6 separate regions of the Mus musculus genome follow, and regions 1, 2, 3, 5 and 6 are each linked to region 4. The links are chromatin loops, found by intact Hi-C in ENCODE. Cell type or tissue: heart. All regions are shown on one strand. Links, peaks and the distances in the headings refer to the core of each region. The heading gives the core; the rest is flanking DNA.

What was found. Peaks named below come from ENCODE experiments on the same cell type or tissue, not always from the same donor. Only the 100,000 strongest peaks of a DNase experiment are listed, where the experiment ranks them.
Region 1: a loop joins it to region 4, with 4 times the contacts of the local background. A loop is called at or near these places in 5 of 42 quality-filtered maps.
Region 2: a loop joins it to region 4, with 8 times the contacts of the local background. A loop is called at or near these places in 38 of 42 quality-filtered maps.
Region 3: a loop joins it to region 4, with 2.2 times the contacts of the local background. A loop is called at or near these places in 5 of 42 quality-filtered maps.
Region 5: it touches region 4 in a loop (2.6-fold over the local background); 4 of 42 quality-filtered maps call a loop at or near these places.
Region 6: it touches region 4 in a loop (3-fold over the local background); 23 of 42 quality-filtered maps call a loop at or near these places.

Annotation. Positions count from the first base shown.
Region 1 is chr9:57,315,273-57,320,128 of GRCm38, reverse strand. The region is part of intron 1 of Gm39343 (a long non-coding RNA gene); the gene reads right to left. Among named protein-coding and RNA genes, the nearest start is that of Gm39343, 8.1 kb to the right of the region's middle. In heart, for the core only: no CTCF peak of the experiment used is centred there; a DNase peak (open chromatin) is centred at 2,388; H3K27ac peaks cover 298 bases.
Region 2 is chr9:57,431,559-57,436,414 of GRCm38, reverse strand. Ppcdc (phosphopantothenoylcysteine decarboxylase) reads left to right here. Exons shown (of 7, transcript NM_176831.5): 3 at 1,330-1,512. The coding sequence starts at 1,378. Among named protein-coding and RNA genes, the nearest start is that of Ppcdc, 6.1 kb to the left of the region's middle. In heart, for the core only: no CTCF peak of the experiment used is centred there; DNase peaks (open chromatin) are centred at 1,809, 2,934 and 3,844; H3K27ac peaks cover 2,472 bases.
Region 3 is chr9:57,514,328-57,519,183 of GRCm38, reverse strand. It overlaps a transcript of Cox5a not described here. Among named protein-coding and RNA genes, the nearest start is that of Cox5a, 4.5 kb to the left of the region's middle. In heart, for the core only: a CTCF peak has its summit at 1,866 (motif pointing right); no DNase peak of the experiment used is centred there.
Region 4 is chr9:57,257,920-57,262,775 of GRCm38, reverse strand. It overlaps 1700017B05Rik (RIKEN cDNA 1700017B05 gene), which reads left to right and starts at 177. Exons shown (of 3, transcript NM_028820.2): 1 at 177-347; 2 at 3,636-4,856. The coding sequence starts at 3,687. In heart, for the core only: a CTCF peak has its summit at 2,878 (motif pointing left); DNase peaks (open chromatin) are centred at 1,155, 1,725 and 2,865; H3K4me3 peaks cover 2,048 bases; H3K27ac peaks cover 1,749 bases.
Region 5 is chr9:57,207,303-57,212,158 of GRCm38, reverse strand. No RefSeq gene overlaps it. Among named protein-coding and RNA genes, the nearest start is that of Gm46115, 6.5 kb to the right of the region's middle. In heart, for the core only: CTCF peaks have their summits at 1,114 (motif pointing right) and 2,681 (motif pointing left); no DNase peak of the experiment used is centred there.
Region 6 is chr9:57,349,359-57,354,214 of GRCm38, reverse strand. No RefSeq gene overlaps it. Among named protein-coding and RNA genes, the nearest start is that of 4930430J02Rik, 39 kb to the left of the region's middle. In heart, for the core only: a CTCF peak has its summit at 2,728 (motif pointing right); no DNase peak of the experiment used is centred there.

The sequences.
Region 1 (4,856 bases), core at 357-4,356, 58 kb before region 4:
GATTTTCCATTTAAATTTCTGGTTTTGTTTTATTGAGTTCCTATATGTTAAATTACTGTCTTCATACTTTCCTTTAATTCTTTGAACAGCTATACAATAACAGCTTTAGTATTTTTGTCAACAAAACCCAACACCTTCACCCAACCAGTCAATTCTTAACAATTAGTCTGCTCTCAAAGTAGACTTTTTATAGGAAAAATCACTTTCAAAAGTTTAAAGGTCAAGGAGGGGAGCAGTTGGCTTTCTAGGCAAAGTGTTATCAGCCAACCTTTAGGCTGATTGGTCCTGAGTAAGGTAAGGGGGTTGGTAGATAAGTTGTGAACAGGAGAATTTCAGAACATTGAGATAACAGAGCATGACTATTATAATCATAAATGTTTGGCTTATTAGTAGCATTCTTCAGTGTCAGCCACAAAAACTATAGTGAGCTCATATGTAGGTGCAGGAATGGCTGCCCAGTGGTCAGCTCTGACTCAAGATATTTTAGATATAACAGTTCATTTTTTAAATAATATTTATTTATTATATGTAAGTACACTGTAGCTGTCTTCAGACACTCCAGAAGAGGGAGTCAGATCTCATTACAGATGGTTGTGAGCCACCATGTGGTTGCTGGGATTTAAACTCAGGACCTTAGGAAGAACAGTTGGCGCTCTTAACCATTGAGCCATTTCACCAGCCCAATATAACAGTTCATCTTGACCTTTGATTTGATGGGTCCTACATAAGGCTTTGCGGAATTTCATAAGATTATCAAACCTCATACAGAACATTCAGAATATACAGAACAAAACAGGAAATGTGGTCAGCATGTCCTTGAGCCAAGTCACTTCTCTGTGTCAATGACTGGCAGGCATGTTACAGCAATAATATGAAATAGCTGACAGACATGGAACAAAATGGTCACAGCTATTTTGGGGGGATGGGGTCAGACCACAACAGTGTTTTGCCTGTCTGCATGTATATATAGCTTGTACATGCCCAATGCCCAGAAGAGGGCATCTTCCATCTCTTTTTGGTCATCTCTGATCAACACAGCTGGTCACCCTTTTTCATTACCATCATGCCGTTGGTCTTCTTCCTCAGGAAGGTCATCTGTGCCTGCTTCAGGCTCTGCCTGCACGCTAGTCTGATCTTTCCTCACAGAGGCGCTGCTTTGCTCTCCTGTGTTTGGTTTTGGAAACCCAAGACAAGGGGCTGACATGCATATTTTACACATCAAAGCAGACCTGGCCTCCAGGTTCTCCCAGCATCCCTCAGGTGCTATCTGGCATACCCTGCCCCCAACCCTGAACTGTCCAGCCCAGGGGCTGGGCTGCCCTTCCCCCAGAGGCTCTTCCCTATGTAAACTAAATGTTTTGGTCTCTTCCTCTCTCTCCTCCTTTCTCCTCCTTCTCTCTCTTCTCTCTCTGTGTCTAAGCACTTTCTCTCCCTCTTCTCATTTCTCTCTCCCCATGGTGACTTCCCTGACTTCAGGCTTGGGGCCAGTAAACTTACCCACCTGAGAGCAGCTACCCAATAAACCTGATAAATATAATTCCAATAAGTATAATCTAATCTATCTTGAATTAGCTCATTTTACTACTTGCGGAGAAATAACCTATCAATGTGTGACACTATTCCTGGGAGACTGAAGAAATGTCAACTCTCCCCATATAGGAACTGACAAAGAAACAAAACCAAGAATGCCATTTTAGTGCAATGTGGGGAACCGTTGAGTATTACCGTCGTTACTGGCAGAAATGTATATGGGTGAGGGGTTCCTTGCAGGAGCAGGAATGATTCTAAGGCAGCTGTATCCCCAGAGCTCACCCCAGCATGATTGACAGCTCACTGGGTTGGACAGTGTCCTTTTAGGTGCCCCCATTGGTCTGAGCCTCTTCCAGGCAGTCCCACTAGTCTGGGAGAGTCTCTGAGCAGTCCTTACAGTTTCCTGGATGCTTGGGGAGGGAGGTCTAGTGAATCCAATCCATTTCAGGAACTTCCTGAAGCTATTTTGAGTTGTTCAGTGAGCTTAATGGGCTTCCCCACAGGGTGGAAGGTTTCATCTCTCTTGAGAGCAATCTGTGTCTCCCTGAGCTTCGCTCCAAGACGGACAGCTTTACCTTGGAGGAAATTGCTGCGTGAGAGCTCTTCTTGTGGCTTATCCTTATCTCTACTGTGTGCTGTGCTCTTTGTCAATTTTTCCAGCGTGTTCAACAGAGAATCTGCTTTTTAATTTTATCTGAGTCAGCTCCTCCTTAGTGTCCTGAAGGTCATGGCTGGTTGTCCACTCCTAGGACTGAAGCCACTTTTGTCCCTTCCGGCGGTGTTTCCTGATACATGCTGGCATTCAGTGGGACTCTCCGCATCGCATCAACAGGAGGAGGAATGTGTGCTGGAGAACGATATGTCCTGTCCCATGAAAGCTGGTCCAAATCAAATGAGGAACTGCAGTTTCCTTCCTCGATATAGAGCTTTCCACCCCCTGGCAGCTTCAAACACGGAAAGCACCCGCGCTGACACACTAACAAAGAATGATGCAGGGGAGTGGCAGGGAGCTTCTAGGGAATTGCTGAAACATTTTAATAAATGAAGTTTTTAAAGAGACAAACCTGAGGACATGATTATAAATCTATAGATATTTTGCTGGGCTCAAAATTCTTCTCAGCCTCTGCCAGGCTTGACTGCTCTTTGCTGATTGGTCCAGTTCTTCACCCTATTTGAATGTCCACATTAAGCTAATCTTGCCCCAGATGGCATCCTGTAAATCTGAGCTTCGGTGGTGGAGGACACACACAGCGCCTGAGAATTCAGTGGAGGAATGGTCATTGGCCACAGGATTCCCAGAGGGGATCTTTTCCTTCCCCAGCCTCCAAGGCTCTATAGCTTGGTCGATGACAGGAATCCCTTCCTGATCCACTTTCCAGCTGGCAGATGTAGACCACTCATCACTTCACTTCAGAGGTCTCTTCCAGAAGCTTGGAAAACTGTAACCCTTCTCAGACCTGCAGACCTGCTCTGCCAAGGATGGCTTTTGATGGCTTCTGATGTTTTTGGGAGCGTTGAACTAATACTTCTCAGAGCTGTACAGGTTCTTGGGCTACTCAGGAATTAACAATAAAGTACCTCCAGTTTGCAACCTGAATATCTGCCTGTTCTGATCTTGGAGTAGGGTGGGCAAGAACCTGGCAGGTGAAAGGACCAACCTCCTTTGCTTTGCACCTGCAGTCAGATTAGTATCTAAAGCCTTTCCAGCTTTATTCTGTCACCCTTTCCTGCCAGGCATTTCCTTCCTTAACATACTGAATGCCATATTAACATATTAACACTGAACACAGCTGATGCACAGAGCAACCCACAACTTTGCTGTGTTTCAAGAAGATTGCTTCCCTGTCAGATTCTTGACCGATGGAGAGTTGAGAATCTCAAATAATCCACTTGAGTTTACCCAATACATTTTGTCATGTTGGTAATATTGCTAGCCATCTCCTTAGGTGAAAGCTTGAAACTGTAGCTCAAGATGCGGGGGTCAGGGGTTTCTCTGTGAAGCGTTGGCTATCCTGGAACTCACTGTGTAGACCAGGCTGGTCTTAAACTCACAGAGTTCTACCTTGCCTCTACCTCCCAAGTGCTGGGATGAAAGGCATGTGCCACCACAACGAAGAATTTCTGATTTCAATGAGGCAAAATAGATCCTGAGATGATGTCCCAGCCAGGCCAAGATGACCTGGACTGTTACCATGGAAATGTTCAATGCTCCACTTTATTTTTTTTTTCCTATATTCTACTGAAACCTGGCTGCTTTTTAATTTTTTTATTGCATTCATTTGGGGTCAGGGAGAGGTGTGGTGTCAAAGGACAACTTGCAGTCTATTAAGCTTGAACCTCCTTAGCACACTCCAGCTTGCTTTTGCAGTGTATTCTGGGTTTAAGATCATTTCGTCACAAGCCTGCTATCAGCCACATGATGGTCAGAGCATTAAAAGGCTCATAGACAACATCATAAAGTAAGGATTTATGAAAGAACTCAGTGGGGAAACCCCCACTCAGCTCCCGATTCGGCGTGCACCCAAGAATCACGAATAGAACACAACACCTTGATGTAACAACAAGAGGTTTTTTAATGGCGGAGCTCCGGGTCGAAACGTATCTCACATAACAGGAGACAGTGGATTCGACCACGAGGCTTGGAAGCTAGGGGTTTTTATAGAAAAGGAGTGGGGCTGGGGGAGGAATTGGCGCGGTTTCACATGATTGGTCCATTTAAACATCAGCAGCCTGTAACATTTAACTTAGGTCAGAGGGGTGGGAGCTAGGGAGGCGATGGGCTTGCATGTCCTGGTCTGTTCTGCTATGTTCTCAGCCCCAGGTTTCAAAGCTCAGAAACAACTCTTTGGGCTATTTAACATACATTACATGAATTACAGTTTTATTTCCTTTCATTTACAAGAACAGTAACAATTCAGAAGTTTAAAATAATATCTAGGCACAGTGGCTGCCTAAATTAGTTTATTTTGCTTCGATGAAACACTATGACCAAAACCAAGTCGGGGAGCAAAGGATTTATATGGCTTACATTTCCATATGACAGACCATCAATCAAAGGAAATCAGGACAGGAATTCAAGCAGGGCAGGAACCTGAAGGCAGGAGCTGCTGCAGAGGCCACAGAGGAATGCTGCTTACTGACTTGCTCAGTCTGCTTTCTTAAAAAAACTCAGGACCACCTGGCCAGGGGAGGCACCACCCACAATGGGCTGGGCCTTCCCTGACCAATTGCTAATTAAGAAAATGCCTTACAGGCTTACTTACAGCCTGTTCTTAGGAAGTCATTTTCTCAGCTGAGGTTTCCTCCTCTCAGATAGCTCTAGTTAG
Region 2 (4,856 bases), core at 624-4,623, 170 kb before region 4:
TTACCCAGGCATGGAGGGAGCTGGAGCTACTGGGTTCTCCTCCCGTGGCTGACCTTGACCTTTCATAGAAAGAGCCACTTAGCACCATCTTTTGCATTGATTCACGCTGCACTGGATGAGGCTTCAGAAATCAACTGTTCCTATGCCTTTCATATAAGTAAAGGGTTTGGGGGAGGGAATGATCCTGACGCAAGATCACACACCAGGTCAGGAGTACAGCCTTGGACAGGACCCGGGACTCTTGCTTCCCAGGGCAGGTACTGTGTACTGTTTATTCATCCAGCAGATAATCAGGGCCGTGATGGTGAGGTAAGAGGTGGGTGGTGGTTAATCTGGTCATCCTTAGGGAGATTGCTGGTAGAGGAAGAAGCAAAGGCAAAGGCCTGACGTCTAAACCGCGAGAGATCATTGAAAAGGTTCCATGGAGAAAAGGGCCATCCCGACATCCACAGAGTCCCTAAAAGCAGCAGTGCTGTCTTCCACACTTCTCTGCTCAGGGTTTGGTTCTCAGTGACTGTGGCTGATGGAGCGAGGTGTGCTGGCCCAGCCTCCAGGGTAGAGGTTCTGATGTGAGCATCAGCCGGAGGAGGAACCCAGTCAGCTGCTCCTGTGGAGTGGCCCACTGCGTCGTATTTGACTCTTAGAAGTCAGTTTGTGTTTTGGAACTCAGCCTGGTGCACAAGGATGGGACAGGCTACAGAGCTGGCTCCAGACGAATTCTCCTTGCCTGTGGTTCCAATCCACTGGCATCCAAGTACCTTGTCCTCTCTGTCTGCTTCACCAGCCAGCCAGCCAGGCACACCCCAGTAACTCCCCCCGGTCTCGGCCCTCTCACACATCACCAGCACCGACATTGCTTTCTCACAACAAAGCACCAGGTTCTCACCTCCCTTGATATTCTGGCCCAGATCTGAGGGACCATGCAGCCCGGCTGGTCCCTCCTACCCCTCCTCGGGACTCTTCAGCGTCTCTCATAACTGACACCGTGTTCTCTGCCATGCCATTCTCCTTCAGACCTCTGCACTTTGCAGGGTTATTCCATTTGAAGTCATTTCTTCTTGCCTGAAAAAGTGCTCATCCTTCAGACTCAGCCTGAACGGTACCTTTATGTGACACGGTCTCTGAGACAGTCCCTGGGCAGCCATGGCATAGGTATGGCTCTTAGAGCAGTGTATGGAGAGGAGGCCTGACTTGGTCATCATACCGCGTGCTCCCAGAAGCTGGGACTTTTAAAGCCCACAGCAACTCCGGCATTTAGATGGCCTAGGGCATGCCACATGCCCCTTGTTCTGTGACTGAATGAAGAGGATGCCCTTTCTTCTCTTTTAGATTCTAGACCCAGGCTTCCTCAGCCCCCAGAAAGCCACCAGACCTCACATGGAACCAAAGGCCCCATGCCCAGCCGCCGTCCCCTCAGAGGAGAGGAAGTTCCGTGTTCTTGTGGGCGTCACTGGCAGCGTGGCCGCTCTGAAGCTGCCTCTCCTGGTATCTAAGCTGTTGGACGTTCCTGGGGTGAGTATCTTCTCAAGATGAGTGCAGTGGCTTCTGGCACTAAGGAGTCCTGCGTCTGCAGGGCATGGGATTTTCTTTCCCCTTAATCCTGGTCTGTATAGAAGGAGATCCTCTGTGTGTGCTGGTGAGTGAGGCACACAGGAGACAGACTAGTGTATAAGATAAGCAGGAGCTAGATTAAGTGAGATGGTGTAGGCAGGGTGTGACCCCACACACTGACCCTGAGGGCCCGTGACAGCCTGTGGTCTGAAGGGCAGAAGGGTCTCAGCACTCCATGCTCCCCCACTCCCGCTCTTGTTCCTCCCTGAGCTCTGAGGCTCAGCTCTCTCTCCTTGTTAGATACCTTGCTTGTTTCTAACACACCGAAAGCCCCAGGGGCTGCTCACTGCTTGTACCTCTTGTTTCAAACCTAACTCCTTCCAGTGTTCTTAGATACTCCAGAAGCCACTCCTGTGTGATGGGATGGGAGATTTTTTTTTTTTTCACCCTCTGTTCTTGGCTAGGCCACCTCAACGTTGACTAATTTTATATATGAGGATGCAGGAGCAGAAATTCCAAGACTGAACTATGACCAGCTCCAGCAGGTAGATGCTTCCCTTCCCCAGAATCCTCTGTGGGTCTGCGTAGCCTCCTGTTGTTCCTGTGTTCCATCCAATGACCACTGCTGTGGGTTGGCTCCTGCATATAACTGCTCTTTCTCTTCACTTTTCAAATCTGTACAAACCCTCCACTCACACACATCTTCTCTGCCTGTTCCAGCCTGGGTGGTTTTATTTCCATTTAAACTCATTTGACATAGTCCAGAGGCTGCGTTGGTCACTGCTTGTGTTAGTTAATCTAGCACTAGTTTTGTGGGAGCACACATTAAGACACAGCCGAAGTTGCTTTTCCTTCCTTGTGTCTGAATAGCCCCCGAGGTGGGGCTACCTAGGTGGCTGTATCCTGCATGTCCAACAGAGGGCGCTTCTCTCACACAGATGACTGCTGTGGGTCCTTCCAGTCTGGGACTGGAAAGGCTTGTTTTTTTTCTTTCTATAAACTTCTACTGAGAATGAACCTCCTCTCTTTAAGTCCCTCCCTGCCCGCAGGCTAAAATAAGTGATGAAGATGCCAACCGTGCCACAGTCAGGAGAAGGGAGACTCTCATGGCTGCCCTCTGCTTCATGTGCCCCAGAGCTGTTGGCAGAAGCTGATCAGATAGAGCCTGGAAGGCAGAAGGCCTGGAGAGGGGTTTTGACGTTGTCACTGCCCCCTGGGGAGAGAGTCTCTCAAACAGTTCGTTTTCCCATAGCCCCAGAGCAAGTGAGTTTCCGGGTAGGAGGATGGGGGTAGGGAGTCCTATCCCAGGACACAGATGGGCAGCCTCAGAGCACAAGGGAATGGCAACACCACCACTTCCTCCTAGCCCACGCATGTGTGGGGGTGTGAGGAAAGGACTGCCTGCAGAGTAGTGGCTCCACCTACCCCAGGCTTTTTTAGCCTGGGCCCCTGGGAGGGAGGACAGGCTGTGTCTGGAACAGGCCTTGGCCCGTTCTTTCTCTGGCTAGGGTTGGAGCCCAAGTGAGGCAGCCAGAGGGCACTGACCTGTGGAGGCCTCTCCTTCCCTTTACTCTGGAGAGCTGGCCTTTCTTGTTTCCAAGTAGGGATGATTCCTCCTGCCCATCCCCCAGGTGTGGAGATGGAGGGCAGATGGCACAGTTAGACAGCAACTTGGCACAGGGCTTGACACGTGGGAGCACTTAACAGTGTGTGTTTCCTGCCTGGCACTTCTCTTCTGCTATATGTAAGGGCCTCTGGGCCAGCACACGGCTTGAGGTACTGAGACTGCTGAAACACCAGCACGGGAGAAGCCCCTGGAATGACAACCTTTGCATTTGTGAGGGTCCCCAGGCCGTCATTCTGCAGGTCGGCCGCTAGCTGAACCAAGCTTTGTCCTGTAGGGCTCCGAGGTGTTGTAATGCCCTGTGGGCGTAGCCTGTAGCTTGTCTGATGGACACTTCTCTCCCTTCTCCGTACTCCTCCCTTCAGTTGCTCCCCTGGGGGACTGGGCTTCCCAATGCCCCTTTTATATCAGGGTCTTGGTCCCTTGGAGCAGTCACCCTCAGCTCTTTGCTGGGGCAATCATTCATGTGAACAAGGTTTCCCCCAGTTCACTTGAGGACAGTCAGCTTATGAATGGGCAGTAAGCACCTGGGCGTGGGTTGTGGGTAGCTAGCCATTCTACACACATACAGCTAGTGTGGCAGCATGTGTGGGTGTCCTGGGAGAGCCTCAGACCTGGAGGCTGTGCCATCACACCACAGGTAGGCCAGAGAGATCAGAGTGAGGCGGGGATAAGTGCTGGCCTTAGCTGATGACCGTATACATAAAGTCACCTGCAAAGGAGTCCAGGAGCCTTTTTGTGAGGCAGAGGAGTGTGCCTACAGGACCGGGAGGGACAGTTCTTACTGTAACCCACCTGTAAGCCGAGCATTGGGACCAGGGGGTGAGGATTTAAGGGTCAGCCTCAGCTGCAGGAATAGAAATGTGGCTCTGGTGGTTGACTGCGTGCTGCTAGGGACAGAGGCCTGGAAATTGTGATCTCCAGCCCACGTCAAACCAAGTGTGCTAGTGCAAGCCTGTAGTACTAGCACAGGGGAGACAGAAGCGGGAGACTTGGCAGTTCAAGGCCATCCTCAGCTACATATCCAGTGTGAGGCCAGTCTTGAAAACAGACAAGAAGGAGGAGGCATAGAGGTTTCACAACCCTGGGACCCTGAGCAAGTTTACTTCTGTTTGTGTTTCCTTTCTCAGCCTTAGTTATCCACGCAGTGAAGAGGAGGCAGGTAGACAAGGGGTCTCTCCTGAGCATCTCTTTGGCACTGGTGTTAGAAGATTCTAGATGTGACAGCAAAAGGGACCAGGACAGAGGTCACCCAGGAGGATGTTTTGCAAATCTTTAATTGTCATGTACTTGGACAGCAATGCCATCCAGGTTGTCAACTCAGATTTTACACCTTGGCAGGAAGTCCGGCTTGAACCTTTCAGACCAGTGTGGTGGAAACAAGACAGACACCATAGTTGCTTTTCAGGGCAAGTGGGAGCAGGACTGAACACCAAAGGGAACATCCCCCACAGAAGGAGTTGTGGTAGTCCTTGGGTTTACAAGAAAGATAAGTTTCTAGCATATCTATCAAGACACTTGGGGCTGAAAACGAGAAAGGAGGACCTTGCTCATAGGTATATGAAATAAATTCTGCCTCTCCAGACAGCTTGTCAATATATAGAAAAAGTGTAAACGCTCAATAGCCTTCACTTCACTCACAGAGTTAAATCCCATGGTTGCAAAAGCTCACCCGAGTACG
Region 3 (4,856 bases), core at 299-4,298, 260 kb before region 4:
CCCATTGAAGGAACTTCTGACTGCCTTTCTGCTACTATAGCTTTATAAAGTTTTTTTATTTTGCTGGGCTTGAGGGTGGACAGTGCACACCTTTAATCCTAGCACTTGGGAGGCAGAGGCAGGCAGATCTCTGAGTCTGAGAGAGTTCCAGGACAGCCGTGGCTACACAGAGAAAACCTGTCTTGAAAAACTATACCAAACCAAAAGCCCCAAAACCCAAACAAAACAAGAAATGATTTGATGTGTAGGAGTGTTTTGTCTGTCTTATACATATGTACCACATGCACACCCAACATGTCAAAAGAGGGCATCAGATCCCCAGGACTGGGGAAGCAGATGGTTGCGATCTGATGCCAGGTGGGCGCTGGGAACAGAACTCTGGTCCATTTCAAGAGCAGCTAAGTCATCTCTCCGGCCCTTTGATTGCTTGTATGTTTCCTTTTATCCCTCCCCGAGTCTTGGGGAAGCATGTCGACTCTAAGCTGTACCTTCAGCTCTGTACACTTATTTTTACTGAGACAGGGTCTCACTACATTGTCCAAGCTGGCCTTGAACTTACTCTGTAGCCCTGTCAGACTTTTCACCTGCCTCTCACCTTCCCAAGTAAGATGGGATTCCAGGCCTGTGCTACCACACACAGCAAAAGGCTTGCCTTCTGTGGATATTTCACATAAAAGGACTCATATAATGTGGTCTTTGGTTTTTTGGGTTTTTTGTTTTTTGTTTTTGTTTTGGTCTTATTTTTTCTCTCCCTTTGATCCAGGGTCTCCCTGTATCACCCAGGGAGACCTCCAACTTCAGTTATTCTCAGTCTCTCTAAGGGCTGGGATTGAAGACATGTATCACTACACCCAGTCTTAACTACCTCTACCTCTTTAAAGTCCTATCTATAGATGCTGCCACATACTATGGTACTAAGTAGGATTTCTACATAGGAATTTTGGAGGAACACTATTTAGCCCATAACATAAAATCAATCTGTACTAATTCCTCCCCTTGGTATTATATCACCATACCAGCTGAAAAAAATTAAATTACATTTATTCATAAAGGGGAGGGGTGTCACAGCATGCATGGAGGTCATAGGACAACTTTCAGTCAGCCCTCTTCTTCCTTTCGTGGAGAGTGGGTAGATGAGGGGGTGAGGGTGGGGCTAGGTGGAGAGGTTGGGGGTAGGATCAAACCCAGATCATTAGATCCGGAAGCAATTACCTTTTCCACTGAGTTGTCTTGCTGGCCCAAAACTTCCCTCCTCTGATGGTCAGCTGGCTATTTCCATTGTGGAGCTCTTATGAATAGTGTTCTGAATATTCACGCTTACGCTTTAATATGTTCTGATCTATTTCAATTCTGTGTGTCAGCATAATTTTCATGGTTACAGATCCTGAGAGCTTTTAGCTTGAAAGCCAGAGGCAAGACAAGAATATATTACCGCTGTCACTTAACATTGTTCTGGATGGTCCACCAGCACATTTGGAAGCAGTCATGTACACATTTTGTGTGTGTGTGTGTGTGTGTGTGTGTGTGTGTGTGTGTGTGTGTGCGGGGGGAGATGTTTTCAGTTCTTCTGGACATACATCTAAAACATTATATGAGCCGTGCAGCAAGCGTTTAACTTTCTGAGAGACTGCTTACCAAAACAGCTGCTCTAGTATGAAGGTTGCACTATCCATATAAGTATATAGAGGCACGTTTACATGAAAGCCGGGTCTCTGTAGTGATGTGCTGTCTGAACCAATTCTACTCCCTCAGCTTCCACTCAGACACAGGACTTAGAGCACCTAGCTTTGTGTACACACACACACCACAAACACACAAGGTTTTTCTTCCCTCTCCTTGAGCTCAGAGCCTGTCTCTCCCAAAATGACCTGTAGAGGGCAGCTGAGAGCTGTTCTACAACAATGAATTTTTCTCCGGAAATGTGTATCAAATTGTAAGTGAGGGCAGGTGGTGTCTTCCATGACAAGGCTGCTTGCTTAGCAGATATGAGGCCCTAGATCCAATCCCAGAACAGCAAACAAAATAAAACCACCAAACCTACCACTACCACCACCACCACCACCACCACAAGACTGAAAAAACAAACAAAAAGAGCTGGAAGTGAAGAAAAGGGATTAAAAAAATTATCCTTATAGATTGTGGGGTTTTAAAAATGTGTGTGTGTGTGTGTGTGTGTGTGTGCGTGCGTGCGCACGCGTGGGCATGTGTGTACCATGGCAAGAGTGGGGAGATGAGAGGCAACTTGGAGGAGGTGGCTTTCTCCCTCCACTATGTGAACTGCAGGGATTGAATTCTGGTTGTCAGCATGGTGGCAAGTGCCTTTACCCGGTGAGCCATCTTGCTGGCCCGTTTCATTTGCTTTTAAAAACAGGGTATTGCTCTGTTGCCTAGATTAGCTTTGAATTCCCAATCCTCCTGCTTTATAGTCACTTTAGTGCTGAGATTACAGGTATACGGACAGGTCTGTCCCATCCCTGACAAGAAAACTTGTTTTAGCCAGGCGGTGGTGGCACATGCCTTTAATCCCAGCACTTGGGAGGCAGAGGCAGATGGATTTCTGAGTTCGAGGCCAGCCTGGTCTACAGAGTGAGTTCCAGGACAGCGAGGAAACCCTGTCTCGAACACCCCCCCCCAAAAAAAAAAAAAACAAAAAAAGAAGAAGAAAAAGTAAAAAAGAAAAAAAGAAAACTTGTTTTAAGCTAGAGAACAATTTTATTAGGATTTGAAAAGACACGGTTCTGCAGAGAAGAGAGCTGGCTGAGTTTGGCTCTGTACACCCACATCGGATGGTTTACAACCACCTGCAGCTTCGGCTTCAGGACCTCAGATGCTATCTTCTGGTCTCTGTAGGCACCTGCATACAGGTGCACATACATACATACTCAAATATATGTTTGTTTGTCTGTTTGTTTTGTTTTTTGTTTTTGTTTTTTGTTTTTTTTTGGTTTTTCGAGACAGGGTTTCTCTGTGTAGCCCTGGCTGTCCTGGAACTCACTCTGTAGACCATGCTAGCCTCGAACTCAGAAATCCGCCTGCCTCTGCCTCCCGAGTGCTGGGATTAAAGGCGTGCACCACCATGCCCGGCTCAAATATATGTTTTTTAATGTTTAAAAGAAAAACTCAGGGCTGAAGACATGTTTAAGGGCATGCACTACTCTTCTGGAAAACTTGGGCTCAGTTCCCAGCACCCAGGCCAGGCAGCTCACAAAACTATATGTAATTCCAGCTCCTGGGCATCTGATGCCCCTGGCCCCCTCGGAGACCTGAACTCACATTCTCCTAACCACACAATAAATGTTTATATTTCAAATGTGAACTGCTAAATTCGGTTGAAAGGTGATTTAATGCTATCTCTCTTGCCAATGTAAACACAACTCTATTACTCAGAGAATAATCAACTGAGGTTTTGTTAACATGCATATTCCCAGGTCTTTCTGAGTAGACTTAGTTTTGTTGTTGTTGTTTTTCAGTAGTGGGAACCAAATTCCAGGACCTCACATCTAAGCGAGTACTTTGCCACTAAACTACACCTTATCCCTACTCCTGAGAGAACTAAATCCCAATCGTTTGGATTCAACCAAGGCTACTTGTATTTTTAAACAACACCTCAGATAATACTTATTATCTGATACTTATTTATTTATTTACTTATTTATTTATGTTTTTTTTTCAAGACAGGGTTTCTCTGTATAGCCCTGGCTGTCCTGGAACTCACCTTGTAGACCAGGCTGGCCTCGAACTCAGAAATCTGCCTGCCTCTGCCTCCCGAGCACTGGGATTAAAGGCGTGCACCACCACATCTGGCTTTTTTTTTTTTAAAGATTTATTTATTATATGTAAGTACACTGTAGCTATCTTCAGACACTCCAGAAGAGGGCATCAGATTTTGTTATGGATGGTTATAGCCACCATGTGGTTGCTGAGATTTGGAAAAGCAGTTGGTGCTCTTAACCACTGAGCCATTTCTCCAGCTCCTGATACTTATTTTAAAATTAAGCTAAGAATGGTGGATTATGCCTTTAATCCCAGCATTTAGGAGCCAGAGACAGGTGGAAATCTGTGAATTCAAGGACAGCCTGCTCTATATATTGAGTTACAGGATAGCTATGGCTATATAGCAAGACATGTTTCATTTTTTAAAAAAAGATTTATTTTTTATTTTATTTTTATGAATACACTGTAGCTGTCTTCAGACACACCAGAAGAGGGCATCAGATCCCATTACAGATGGTTGTGAGCCACCAGGTTGTTGCTGGGAATTGAGCTCAGGACCTCTGGAAAAGCAGTCAGTGCTCTTAACCTCTGAGCCACCTCTCCAGCCCCCTCAATTTTTAAAAATTCCATTTGCTTTGTATTGGGGTGGGCATGTGCATGGTGTGGAGTGAATGGAGGTCAGAGCACAGACGGAGGTAATCAGTTCTCTCTTCCCACCATCAGGGTCCAGGGATGGACCAAGGTCTTTAGGCTTGGATGCTAACACCATCCCCCAATGAGCCATCTTGCCAAGTCCTCAGGCAAACTTTTAAAAGAGCCAAGATAGCCTAGTGTTATCATCTGCTTTCTTCCTTCAGTGATCCGGGATTTATTTTGCAGCTAAGAAGGCTGAAGCCCAGAGAAGAAGTATCACAAGCTAAATTTTTCTAAAGCCTCTCTGATTGACACACCAGAAATACCTGCTAACACAACCCAGCAAATAAACCCTCCGTGTAGGGATGGGCATTTTGATAGCAGATACCTTGACAAATACTCCTTGTTCTTTTGTCATAGTTTTCACTAGAGGTCGTGAGAAAACTTACTGTGTCCATTGCCTACAGCTTCAGCAACAAAATCCCCTACAGTTCAAACTCAAAGAAGCT
Region 4 (4,856 bases), core at 603-4,602:
GCGAAGACTGTGCACAAAGCCAGAGGCCGGGTCGCGGGAAAGTTGGTTCCACTCAGGCCTTCGGCACGGGAGGACCCAGGGGAGCGCAGGCTCCCAGAGGCACAGCCGGGTTCTGCCCCCACTCAACGGCCCGCCCCGCCCCCGCCCCGCCCCCGCCCCGCCCCGCTCGGGACCACAAACGGCGCCCAGCGGCAGCACGAACGGTCGCGCGGAACGTCTCTCTGGGCTAGCTGCCTGCCGCGACTTCCCGCGCAAGGCCGGCGGGACAGGGACCCGCAGCCTAGGCGGCGCTGAAAGATGCCGCGGCTGCTCCGGGTGGCGGCCGCTAGAAGCCTGGTGCTCTGAAGGTAGGAGCTCGCCTACCCGGCAGGCGCGGAAACTTGGGCCGAGTTTGCGGGCGGCGCGTGGGCAAGGGGCGGGTGGCCCTGCCCCAGGGCGCCCCTACCGGCCAGCCCCAGGACGGAGCGCGGGGACCGGGGCCCAGGTGCTGAGGCTTCGGGCGGTCAGACTACGGGGCCCAGTCATACCGCTGCCCAGACTTTGCCAGGACTTGGATGCTCCCTGGGCCTGGTAGAGCTCCGGAGCCACAGCACTGCCTGGGCGTTAGGGCTGGCGAAGAGTCAGGCGGATCCCTCGGGCCTCTCGCGGGGCCAGGCTCACGCGGATTGCCGGGCGCCGATTCGGGGTGGCGGTGGGGGGTTGGGATTGGTGGCGGCGGGCGCTGAGGTGCCGCGGGGCCGTGGACGAACCCTGTTGGAACAGGACCGCCTGCGGTTTCCTAGCCACTGCTTGACTCACTCTCTGGCCACAGCCCAAGCTGGCGGGATCGTCCCGAAGGAGGTGGCTGCCCAGACTTTGAGGCCGCCCCCCCCCCAGCCCCCCAGCCTTCTGGACCTCAGTGCAGTCTGCGGGCATCGATCCGTGGGGTTCCCAGTGCGAATCTCCTGACTTTTTTACACGTTTACGTGAGCTAAGGAAGGGCACCGTTGGGCAGTGGGGGGCATGTGTGCAGATTCGGGCCATGCATGTACGTGTAGGAACAGCTTTGCATGCGTGGCCCACGGCAGTCTGTGTGTCAGCCTGCCGGGGTGCACGTGCGTTGCAGAGGCGCGGAGAGAGAGGCTTGGGGACACCCGGAAGCCTGGTGTGGCGGTGGGGCGCCAGTTCCCTACTGAAGCCGGCTGGCTGTGAGCCACTGGCACGAGGGTCACGGGCGGGGCCGGGAGAGGGAAATTAGGAGCGGAGCATCCGGGGAGACCCTTTCTCTCAAACTGAGAAGTGTGGGCTGCTCCACGTTGAGTGAGTGCTCAGAACCTCAGCACGCAAAGTTTTTAGAAGACTGGTATCTGTTAGAGCGGAGAGAATACTGATGCGGGCCTCAACTTGGCTGGGATCGCGCTCTTCATGAGGCCCCAAGGATGTGACGTGGAAATGGACCCACGGAGTTGTCTGTCTCCCTCGTGGAAAAGCAGGAGTGTAGGCGCTTGACCCTGCCCTGGGTTCTGGCTGAGGTTAGAACTCCTCTAAGAACTGGCAGAACTTGGACATCTTCACGGTAGGATCACCTGTTGGCCCTACCTTCCCCAAGCGCCTTAGGCTACTTTGGTATCCGGAAACAAGGCACCTTCTTTTTGGCTACTCTCTCAGTGGGGGTGGCCTCTACCGAGGGAGCTTTCCATCCTACTGGCCGGGCATTACGTCACCGCCTCACCTTTCAGAGTCTTGGGTTGGCTTTTTGGCGCCCTCACTCCTCCTACAAAGACTCCTGAGGGTCCCAGGGGTCTGGTTCTCAGGAAGTCTCCAGGGCCAAAGGGCACGGGTTGGGCTGAGCCCTGGAGAGACGGACTCTTGAGAGGGGTGGTTAGAGCAGGTCCCAAGGAGCATTGGTGGAGGTGAGACCAAAGCCAGCCCTTAATTAACCCAGACCTCCCCAAGGATAGAGTGGGCTTGGTACCTTCTGAGCCATGTGAGTCTTGTGGTGCAGAGTCGGGTAGATCTCTTTCAAGGCCATTTTGGTCTGCATAGTGGGTTCCAGATGGAGAAACAGGGAGACCCAATGAGAAAATAAAATAAAGCAAAACCAACCATATAAGTATGGAGCAGTGCAGGATGGGGCCTTCCCTAGACCATATTACCACCCTTTACATTTTCTTGTCACCTTGCTGGTCTAGCTGAGCCCCTATAGTCATGACCACTGTTCAGAAAGGAGGAGAAAGGTGGTCCCTGCTTGCTGGTGACAGAAGTGTGTGACACTTTACCTGTGACCTACTTATAGGAATATTGATCCCATTTACCCTTTTCTAAGCCACTGGGAGTTTTAGGGGGTAGGAGTGCTCACTGGGGGAGGGAGAGGAGGGCCATTGATAACCCCAACTGAGAAACCTCAGAGGGAGCCACCCATAAGCCATTGGGGATGCCTGTTTCTTAACGAAAGTGCCTGTGATAACTGGACATTGGTCCTTACCCTTCTTTGGACTTCCCTCTGTGCTGTATTCTTTTCTTTCAAGTAGAACCTAGATTTATTAAGGAAACATGAGAAAGAAAGGAAGGAAGAAAAAGGGAGAGAGAAAGAAAGGAAGGAAGAAAGAAAGAGGGAGAGAAGAAGAAAGGAAAGAAGGAAATGGGAACAGCACCAGGGAGAGAGAGAGAGAGAGAGAGAGAGAGAGAGAGTGTGTGTGTGTGTGTGTGTGTGTTTCTCCCAGCACTTAGTCTGCCCATCACTAAAGCACTGTGGAAGTAGTTGCCAGCTAGGATTCTTGCCTTCCACCTCCCCTGGTGTACACACACATTTATCATGTTCACAAGGCTTGGCGATGACACTCCTTCCTTAAGCCAAGGACCTTCCTGTTGGCACCTCAGCGCCATCTGGTGGTCAGCTTTGACCCTGCTGCGAGCTGACCTTACTTGGTTACCCAGACACCTCTTAAGAGGGACTGCCCTGTCCAATCAAGACTAGTTTGGTTCTGGGGACCTGGCTTTGAGGTTCTGGATTTGGGTAAGACAAGCAGATCAATAAAGTGTTAGAAGAAACTAGAATTTGTAGGCAGTGCTGGGATTTCATGTCTTGGCAGGTTTATTTTTTGTTTTTGTTTTTGTTTTTTTTTTTAAGACCTGTGACATCTTGGAGTAGGAACTTCTTGTCCTATCCCTTTCATTAGTGACTTTGGGATAGATTCCTCTTTCCTAGGAAAGCCAAGGCAGCTGACACTCCAGCATTGCCCAGAACCCCAAGGCCCCTAGTACATGGTTCTTATGGTGGAGTGTAGACTTACCCTAGTACATGGTTCTTACGGTGGAGTGTAGACTTGTATGTACGGCCACAGCACACATACTTGTTCACTTGGGTTCTATACCTTAAAAACTACAGCTATAACTAGGTGGTGGTGAACGCCTCTAATCCCAGCACTCCGGAAGCAGAGGCAGATGGATCTTTTGCAAGTTTTTGAGGCCAGCCTTATATAGCTACAATAACAACAACAAACCTACAACCAGAAACAAAAAGTAGGGTCAGAAACCTGTGCAAGTGTCACTTCTGCACGGAGTCTCAGCTGAGTAATACTAAGAGCCAGGGTCTCGGATGACAACAAGTCAGAGTGGCCTGTGTTCTAACTATCTTGGCCTCTCCTCTCTTCCAGGTCAGCAAGTCAAGTAGCAGGGGTTCAGGAGAGCTTGACACCTTCATAGTAATGGCAGAGAAGCGGCCCCTAGGGCCTCTGGGGCCTATGATGTATGGCAAGCTGCCTCGCCTGGAGCCAGACCCAGGGCCAGGACACAGCCTGCCCCTTTCTGCTAGCAGCCAGGACTCCTGCAATTACAAAGGTGCATATTTCTCCTGCCCCATAGGGGGTACTTCGAAGGCAGGATCTGAGCGGTTGGCATCCTGGACCCCATATCCATCTTTGTACCCCACTGGTGTGGCAGGATCCCCACTCCGGGGTGACAACCTACTGACAAACTGCCTGCTCTACCGTCCCCCGACAGAAGGCTCTGAAAAGATACAAGACTCAAGTGAGCTGCTGCCCTTCGGTCCCCAGGCTCATGCGTACCCAGGCCCGCCCCTGGCCGCGCCCAAGCCTGTCTACCGCAACCCTTTGTGTTACGGACTCTCCACTTGCCTCGGAGATGGGGGAACAAAGAGATCATTGGATGGTGACTGGACCCTGGTGACAGGGCCCCTGCTGCCTTCTGCTGACCCACCCTGTCCTCTAGCTACAGCTCCTGGCAAGGGCCAGCCCCTGGATGGGACGTTCTTGCGAGGACTACCATCTGGGGGACCTGGCAAGGACTCTTCCCTGCCTTTTTCCCCGTGCCAGGCATTCTTGGAGAAGTATCGAACTATCCAAAGCACAGGTTTCCTGGCTTCCAAGTACACCAGTCCTTATCCTGGGGATGCAAAGCAAGCAATGTCTGAGGGGCCCTCCAGTCCTTGGACTCAACTTGCACAGCCCCTAGGGCCACCTTGCCAGGATGCAGTGGCAGCCCACTATCCACTGCCCCCACCGCCACAGGCCCTGCCTTGCCCTCCATCTTGTCATCCAGAAAAGCAGGGAAGCTATGGCTCGTTGCTCCCACTGCCACCTCTAGGAGCCCACAAGGGGGCTGCGTACCAAGCTGGGGGGCTGGGCAGCCCTTACCTGAGGCAACAGGCACCCCAGGCTCCGTACATGCCCCCTCTTGGGATAGACAGTTATTCCTACTCCTCTGCACCCCTCCCAGCACCATCACCAGGGCTCAAACTGGAGCCCCCTCTTGCTCCAAGGTGCCCACTGGACTTTGTTCCCCAAACTCTGGGTTTTCCTTATGCCAGGGATGACCTCTCTCTCTATGGGGCATCCCCGGGGCTTGGGGGAACACCG
Region 5 (4,856 bases), core at 546-4,545, 51 kb after region 4:
ATAACAAGGCATAGCTTCACTGACAACTCTTTTGCACAGTCCCTGGGACTTCTTCCATGAAGATGGGTTGAACCCACTGGGAACAATGTTCAGGATAAGGAAGGGTCTGGGACAAACATAGTCAACTGTTTTGCAAAGTACAAGGGACCTCTCTCATAAGAATGGGTCCTATTGACTGAAAAAGAATACTCAGGACTCAGAAGAGTCTGGGATAAACATAATAGTTTGGGGATTCAAATGAGACCTGGCTCTACAGATAGCAAAGATAAACTACACCCATTCCCAGCTTTCCAGGGAATCCCCTCTGTTGATGAGGCCCCCTCCTCCCGAGTTTAACATTCCTGGTTTCCCTAGTGCTCTTTTTTTTTTTTTTTTTTTTTTTTTTGTTATAACCCACTTTCTCCAAATGGTTTGTTGTGGAGTCTGAGATCCCTGGGAAAAAGACCACAGACTCAATCCAATCCTAACTTAAAAGATTTATTGATTCGATGCTGGCAGGACAACAGTCGTAAAACCAAGTCTCAGGCATGTCGTAAAGGAGAGAGAGGTATGGGGAACGGTTTTAAAAGGCAAAACCACAAGAAGACCATCAATATCTACCTACTCAAGCAAACAAGCCTGCTCTGTCAGGGCAACCCCAAAGGATCCTTGGGTGTCAGCATAAGTAAGTTATAGAAGCCAAAGGCGGCCATAGTCTTCTCACCACAGGGTAGGTGGTTGACACTTTGTGTTCCTGGGTGGGGGGCACTAAGTCAGGGTTGTTTTCTGGGAGCTAACTCATCCTCCTGGAACTTTGAGTCTTTAGGTACTAAGAGTCATTAGGTACTAAGATGGTGGCCTAGCAACCAAATGGAGTTTCTCTGCTCTGCGTCTACAGCTAAATTAGACATACATCTTCAGGTCAGACTTTGTTAAATCTCAGTCATCAAACACACACCAGCCTTATGTCATATCCCATAAACCTGTGTAACTTAGACCTGTGAGCTGGCTTCAGGCTTTCATGGTCTTGTTGACATCTGTTATTTTTCATTCTTAGGACAATATCTTTTTTTTTCTTAAAGATTTATTTATTAATTATATGTAAGTACACTGTAGCTGTCTTAAGACACTCCAGAAGAGGGCGCCAGATCTCATTATGGATGGTTGTGAGCCACCATGTGGTTGCTGGGATTTGAACTCAGGACCTTCAGAAGAGCAGTCAGTGCTCTTACCCGCTGAACCATCTTGCCAGCCCCCCCCCCTTTTTTTTAATCACACAAAATCCACTGCTATCCAAAATATTCTCATTAACCCCTTTAAAAAAAAAGATTCATTTATTTATTTTATGTATATAAGTTCTGTAGCTGTCTTCAGACACTCCAGAAGAGGGCATCAAACACCATTACAGATGGTTGTGAGCCACCATGTGGTTGCTGGGAATTGAACTCAGGACCTCTAGAAGAGCAGTCAGTGCTCTTAACCATTGAGCCATCTCTTTGTTAACCCTTTTTAACCAAAAATAAATCCTCAAAAAAAACTTTCCCCCTCATACTTACTCTTTTTTAAAAATTATTTTTCTAAAAAAAAAAATTGAATCCAAATAACATACATGGCATGTTATAGCAAACTAAGATTATCTGTACACACACTGTAGTGGGCTACTAAACTATAATTATACCATCGCAGAAAAGTATTATTAATACTTCAGCTGCTAAATCTACTAGGAAAACTGGTCTTTGGTAACTTAAGATGAGCCATAAATTGTTATACAATGTATCTTTGTCCTAAAGGTTATGAGAACTGCTTAACTGCTCATTATCAAGAGTTGGAATCCTGAGGGCGAAGCCCATGTGACCTGATCTATGTCCTTCTCCAAACACACACACACACACACACACACACACACACACACACACACACACACACACAATATATGCAATATACAAAATACTTCAAAATATACATATATTATACATTTATGTATATATAATACACATATGTAATATACTATATATATAAAATAATACATATACATGTACACACATAAGTATGTATAGTAGGAAAGGGGGAAGAGAACTGTTAAATTTGTGATAGAAAGACCAGTTCCAAAATTTTGAACCAAATTGGAAGCAAGCGTTAATTAAATACTTACTGCGGTTATTGTGAGAAGGTGTGTCTGCTAGCTTGAGGAGCTTGCTGCCCCACGGAGAGAGAACTTTCAGGAATTTGCTGTCTGACTGAGAAGCTGCAGGCTCAAGCTTCTGAACTGGTAATGGATTAAGTTTGAAAGCAGTAAAAGAAACAAGTAGAAACAGTTAGAAGTGTACTTTGCTGTTGAAATAAGGGAAATATTTAGTTTGAGAATAATAAAGTCAAGTCTCTGAAGGAAGGAGAGAATTAGATTAAAACTGAAAATATATTTTGTTAAGATGTGGAATATACAATGGCAGAGGGCAAGTGGACCCGGTATAATTTTATTTCATATATCAGCATAGAAATATATGTTTGGTAATGACCACAATTTTCAATGCTCTCTTTAAGGAAAGATCAGAATAAAGCAGACTTTGATAAGGAGAAGATTGAGAAATGGAATTCCAGATTAAAAGTGATAGAACAGAGATTAGAGGATCCTGTAGATAAGAATAAAGAAACCTTCAGACAAATCCAATCTTGAGCCCACGGCGCCACCTACAGGATGGCCCATTAGAAAACCCACAACTAATTTTCCAGTTACTGTAAGAGAAGTAGCTCCAGGAGAGAGAAATCATACTGGCTTGAAGTATTTGGCTGCTGGCAGCCTATAGAAATACTAGACTTAAAAAGACTTAATGAAGCAATAATGTCTTATAGCATGCATTCACCCTACGTGAAACAGATAATAACTGGGCCATGCAAAAATTGTATAATTCCAAAAGATTAGAGAGATTTGATGTCATCCATGTTAGAACCTGGCCCTCAACTACGGTGGCTGACATGGTAGACAGATGAGGCTTCAGTTATGGAGCAACAGAATCAAACTAGAGATATTAATATTGTCAAGGATCAGTTGCTAGGTGGAGGTTAATATTCTGAACTAGAGTACAAATTATGTTTTTTTTGATGCCACCTTAAAGTAATGTCATTTAAATGCTTGGGACAAGGTTGAACAAGGGAAAATGATCTGGATCATTTACAAAGATAACCCAGGGTTCAGACAAACCCTTTGGCTGACTTCTTTTTTTTTTTAAAAAAAACAAAGATTAACTTCAGCTCTAAATAGAGCAATATCAGATACAGATGCTAGAGAAATAATTGAGTCTTTTGCTTCTGAGAAAGCTAATGCTGAATGCAAAAAGACTGTTAGATCTTTAAGAGCCAGATCTGTACCAATTTTTTAAAGATTTATTTTATTATTATTATATATATGTAAGTACACTGTAGCTGTCTTCAGACACACCAGAAGAGGGTGTCAGATCTCATTACAGATGGTTGTGAGCCACCACCATGTGGTTGCTGGGATTTGAACTCAGGAACTTCGGAAGGGCAGTCAGTGCTCTTAACCACTGAGCCATCTCTGGTACCCGATCTGTACCTATTTATGAGTGGATTAAAACTACTTCAGATATTGGATGTAATGCTTACAATTTAGTTGTGGATGGACAGACAATGGCAGAAGATATGAGAGCTCAGGCTGTCCAATGCTATGGCTGTGGAGAACCAAGCCAGCTCCTAAAGGACTGTGAGCAAACAGGATACATTTTTCTCTAATGAATGTCCCTAGGGGGCTGGAGAGATGGCACAGAGGTTAAGAGCACTGACTGCTGTTCCAGAGGTCCTGAGTTCAATTCCCAGCAACCACATGGTGGCTCACAACCATCTGTAATGGGATCTGATGCCCTCTTCTGATGTGCCTGCAGACAGTGTACTCACATTTTATAATAAACAAATTTTTTAAAAATGATAACCCTGGAATATGTAAAAGATGCAGAAGATGGGCACACAACGCTTATGAATGTAGTTCATCCAGAGATATTAGAGGCAATTCCTTATGGTCAGAAAACTGTCTAAGGGGCTTTGCTTGGGCCCCAACAAAAAACAAGAGCCATTTGTTCCCTATCAGCCAAGGAGAGACTGAGAAAGCGACTGGAAAAATTAAAACCTACTATGACAGACAGTGCTGCTCCAAACTTAACTAAACCATTCAATCAAGATGGTGTAGCTACAACAGATAAAACAAGAGGATTCAAGTACTAGACAACAGGTATTTCGGCAAACTGCTATAAATGATGAGAGACCAAAATTGTAGTAACAATTAGATGGAATTGAGATTGAAGGTCTAGTGGACAACTGGAACAGATGTAATAATAATTTCACAAGATCCCTGGAATCCAGCTTGGCCACTTCAAAAGGTATCTGCACAGTAACTAGGGATTGGGAAATTGTCTCAGGTAATACAAACTCTAAAATTGATTAAATGTATAGGACTGGGGGGCTGGAGAGATGGCTCAGCAGTTAAGAGCACTGACTGCTCTTACAAAGGTCCTGAGTTCAATTCCCAGCAACCACATGGTGGCTCACAACATCTGTAATGAGATCTGGTGCCCTCTTCTGGAGTGTCTGAAGACAGCTACAGTGTAGTTAGATATAATAAATAAATCTTAAAAAAAAGTGTGCCGGACGTGGTGGCACACGCCTTTGATCCCAGCACTCGGGAGACAGAGGCAGGCGGATTTCTGAGTTCGAGGCCAGCCTGGTCTACAAAGTGAGTTCCAGGACAGCCAGGGCCTCGAAAAACCAAAAAAAAAAAAAAAAATGTATAGGACTGGAAGATCAGGTAGGAAGGTTAATCCATATGTGGCAGATATAGCCATGAACTTATGGGAAAAGATCCTGATAAA
Region 6 (4,856 bases), core at 389-4,388, 92 kb before region 4:
ATTCACCCTGAATAAGGTTGAACTGTCTTTCTGAAACTGATCCCAGAGATAAGTCTGTCATCTCAGTCACACTATGGGCTGTCTGAAACCCCATTCGTCGACTCTGTTCCCTTTACCCTCATGGGATGGTGGCCAGTTACCCTAGGGAGAAGGGAGGACCACTTGCAGTTAGAAACAGAGGGAGATAACCACTGAGCTCCACTTGCTCTGTCCTTGTGTTCAGGTGGTGCCCAGTCACCCACATTCAGGTTGGATTTTCCATCCTCAGTGAAACTCTCTGGAAATGTTCTCACAGATATACCCAGAAGTGTCTCTTATGTGATTCTTTTTTCTTTCTTTTTTCTTTTTTAATTGGATATTTTCTTTATTTACATTTCAAGTGTTATCCCCTTTACTGGTTCCCCCCACTCCTGGAAACCCCCTATCTTTGTTAGGGTTTTACTGCTGTGAACAGACACCATGACCAAGGCAAGTCTTATAAAAACAACATTTAATTGGGGCTGGCTTACAGGTTCAGAGGTTCAGTCCATTATCATCAAGGTGGGAGCATGGCAGTAACCAGGCAGGCATGGCACAGGAGGAGCTGAGAGTTCTACATCTTCATCCAAAGGCTGCTAGTGGAAGACTGACTTCCAGGCAACTAGGCTGAGGATCTTAAGCCCACACCCACAGTGACACACCTACTTCAACCGGGTCACACCTATTCCAACAAGGCCACACCTCTAAATGGTGCCATTTCCTGGCTCAAGAATATACAAACCATCACATCCCCTATCCCATCCTCCCTCCTCCTGCTTCTATGAGGGTGTTTCTCCACCTACCCACCCACCCACCCCCACCTCTCTGCCCTCAATTCCCCTACACTGGGGCATCTATCAAGCCTTCATAGGACCAAGGTCCTCTCCTCTCATTGATGCCTGATGAGGCCATCCTCTGCTACATATACAGCTGGAGCCATGTGCACTCATTGGTTTATGGCTTAGTCTCTGGGAGCTTTCTGGGGGAGGGGGGTGTCGTTGATATTGTTGTTCTTCCTATGCCGTTGCAAACCCCTTCAACTCCTTCAGTCCTTTCTCTAACTCCTCTATTGGGGACCCCTCGCTCAGGCCAATGGTTGGCTGCAAGCATCTACCTCTGTATTTGTAAGGCTCTAGCAGGGCCTCTCAGGAGACAGCCATATCAGCCTCCTTTAAATCTAGTCAACTTGACAGCGAGGATTAACTATCAAATCACCCAATGTGGAAGAGAGTCCAACAAAGTAAGATGGCATTAGAAATATTGATAGCTGCGCAAAGAGGTGTATATTCTATGTTGATGACTGAACACCAAGTGTCCATCAGATAAGGAAACCAATGTACCAACCAGACTAAAAACTAAAGCTGCAAGATCTTGTCTGCAGACCTGGTACCACAAAGAAGCCAGTTCTTCCTGTTCAAATGGCAATATGTTCTGCACTTGCTCAGCCTGGCACCATGAAGTGAGTCTATGAGAGGCTATTGGTGAAGCCTAGTTGCAGTGGAAGACTCCAGTGTATTGGAGATACCAGTACCATGGGATGACAACCAAGAACAGCAGCAGCAGGGAAGTGGAGTCAACCAGGACCTAGAGTGCTACAGAGGGCAGAGCTGGAGAAGTGATGTAAGTCCTTTGGAGAAGCCCAGAAGACTATGTGTGAATCTCAGACATTGCAACAAAAAAATCTGTAACGTTGAAGTTGCTTTGGAGACCCCAAGATGTTTGAGATGCCAGAGCTATGGGATATCTGCTGAAGAAAGCTGCTAACATGGAGTGGAGTCCCCAAAGAGAATTGTGCTGCAGCCAACAAAGCAGAGAGGAATTGGACAGTAGACATGGAGATGCTGAGTTTGGAGTTTGCCTAGCTAGTTTTTGGTCTTCCTTTGGTCCAGTGTTGCCTCACTATAACATTTTGGAATGCTAATATATATCCTGTGATGTTGGAAGTATATGATCTACATTTCTATTTTTATTATATAGGGGATTGCAGCTAAGTGATTGGATGTATCTCAGAAGAGACTTTGAACTTTGGAATTTTAACACTGTTAAGACTGTGATAGACTATGGGGAACTTTGAAATTAGAATAAATATATTTTGCATTATGCTATGTCTGGGCATGGCTCCTATAGATTCATGTGTTTAAACAAGCCTATGGGGGCCAAGGAGTGGAATGTGGTGGTTTGAATATGCTTGGCCCAGGGAGTTGCACTATTAGGAAGTGTGACCTTGCTGGAGTAGGTGTGTCACTGTGGGCATGGGCTTTGAGATCCTCCTCCTAGCCATGTGGGAGACAGTCTCCTCCTGTCTGCCTTTGGATCAAGACATAGAACTTTTGGTTCCTCCAGCCCTACATCTGCCTGGATCCTGCCATGCTCCAGCCTTGATAATAGACAGATCCTCTGAACCTGTAAGACAGCCTCAATTAAATATTGTTCTTTATAAGACTTGACTTGGTCATGGTGTGCCTGCACAGCAATGGAAACCCTAACTTCACTTGTAAATACTGTTGCTGCTTTTAGGCACCATGAGGGCTGCAAACTCCTCTTGCATCCTCTGAATACTTTGTATATTGAAATAGAATTTTCAGGCTTTTGAGGTCTTGGATTGTAGAACTTACCTTTTTAAACTAATTAATTAGTTATATGCACAACAGTGTTTTGCCTGCATGTATGTTGTATACCATGTTTATGCAATACCTATGAATGCCAGAAGAGGGTAGCGTTGTCATTTACCCCTTTTTTTTTTCAAGGGAGGACCTTTAAATTGTTCCCCAATCACTAAAGGAGCAGCTTGAAATCCCTATAGATACCGTGATTAGTCTAAAATAGGATAGTATTGGCATATAACCTGCCTCCTGTATAATTGTGACTCCTTTCTAGATTGCCTATAATTCTAACATGATCTTAACACTGTGTGTTAGGTTTAGCCCCACCCCTCTAGACTGCCTATAATACCTAACATGATCTAAACACTATATGTTAGGTTTTGCTCCACCTCTCTAAGTTGCAGTGCTGGTGACAGTGTCCTAAACAAAAGGACTTGGTCTAACAGGGTTGTTATGAGATAAACAATCTTAAAGGTGGGTTTCTGTTTACCAGAAAAGTGAATCTTATAAAGTGGGTTTCTGTTTACCAGGGTTCCCTTTAATCAGCCCCAAAGGTCAACTATCACAGACAAGGGTATTTAGTTCCTGGTCAGTCCCAACAACTCAAAGACTTGCCTGTTGAATCAAAATCTGCATGCTTTTATACTGTTTTGCTCTTCTCTCTACCCCAACCCATGGCCTTAGTAATATGATTTCCCAGTAAACCTTTCTTTCCATCCATGGACTGGGTCTAGTTCACTGGTTTCACTGGGCCCTCATTTACACTATGTGTATAGCTGTTATACTATGGTTAGGGAGTAATGACAGTAAAGAATTCTATATGTTTACAGTGCATATGCAACCATTTATCAGCCCTATAGCTGCTCATTTGCTACTTTATGGGTTCTTCTTTATTCCATCCTTTCAACCCCCTAACATTAGATAAGAGAGCAAAAAGAGTAGAGTAAAAGAGGAATGACATTATCATTGGACTACTTCCTGCCAACTAAGAGTGTTTTGGGGGACAAGTTTGATCTTCACCATCAGGATAGCTAATTTCTTCTTGTTGTTTCTTCTTTGTGCATGACTACTTAACAAACCACAACCACTAACCTACCACCACTAACCCTGCCTCTTGAGGCTCTAGGATATATATATATATATATATATATATATATATATATATATATATACCCTCTGAAAATTTCCCAGAATTCCAAACATCACACCCCTGCAAGAACTCGAGGCAAATCGTCATCAACTGCTGTGGACAGTCTGAAGCAACTCCATATCCCATAACTGGGATTAAAATGAAAACATATTCTTATAATATTCCTGTGTTAGTTAAAGAAACCAAAATTCTCACTACATTACCCCTCTTCCGTTTTAAGCCTTTCATTGTGCTGTGTTTAGCAAGAAATTATAAATAGAGGCATTTCCAGATCAGTGGCCAGGGTTTTCTGGTGAGCTTTCCTACTGAATTCTAATCCTTAGTAGTTTTGATGGTATCCTCAGCTTTTCCTTTCCTATGGAAATATAAACAAACCTGAATTTCCAACACAAAACTTTCACAAGCTTCCATTCTGATATTAATACATCCTTATAGTATATAGGCTGATTTAATTCCAAAGATTTTCTATAATTCAGTGCCTCTTAGCTGCTGCTGTTGGAAATGGCTCCTACGTTTTGCTGCAGGTCCCCACACTATGTCCCCCATTTGCTTCCTGATAGCAAGAAATTACCTTGGATGACTCTCTTGGACCTACACTCATCAGTCCAATGGCTGCCCTTGCCACATTGGCTGCACACCTCTGGAAGCCTAGGCCTTCTTTCTGGCTTATAGTTAGAAATTGCTGCTAGGAATGGCTTGTTTACTTTTCCAGGGCAAAGTACTGGGCATTTTGAGTCCTCAAACCTTTAGTGTTTTGGTCAGAGTTTCTCTTTGCAAATGGTCATATTTTCTTCAATTGAAGCACCAGGAACTTTGATATTAGCGATCTCTAGCTATATCTTGACAGATGATGTTAGCATGGTACAAGTTAGAACCAACTGATTATATCCTTTATGCACTCATCCATGGGTGCTGCCTGCAGGTTTGATGGTCTAATTTGCATTTTCATATGCCAAGATCTTTATCAACACCTGTCTTGCACCAGAGTCTGATACAGTTTTGTTCACACCTGAGACTAATCTTTAAAACAAACAAACAAACAAACAAACAAACAAACACCACCAAAGGCCTCTCTAGAGATTTGT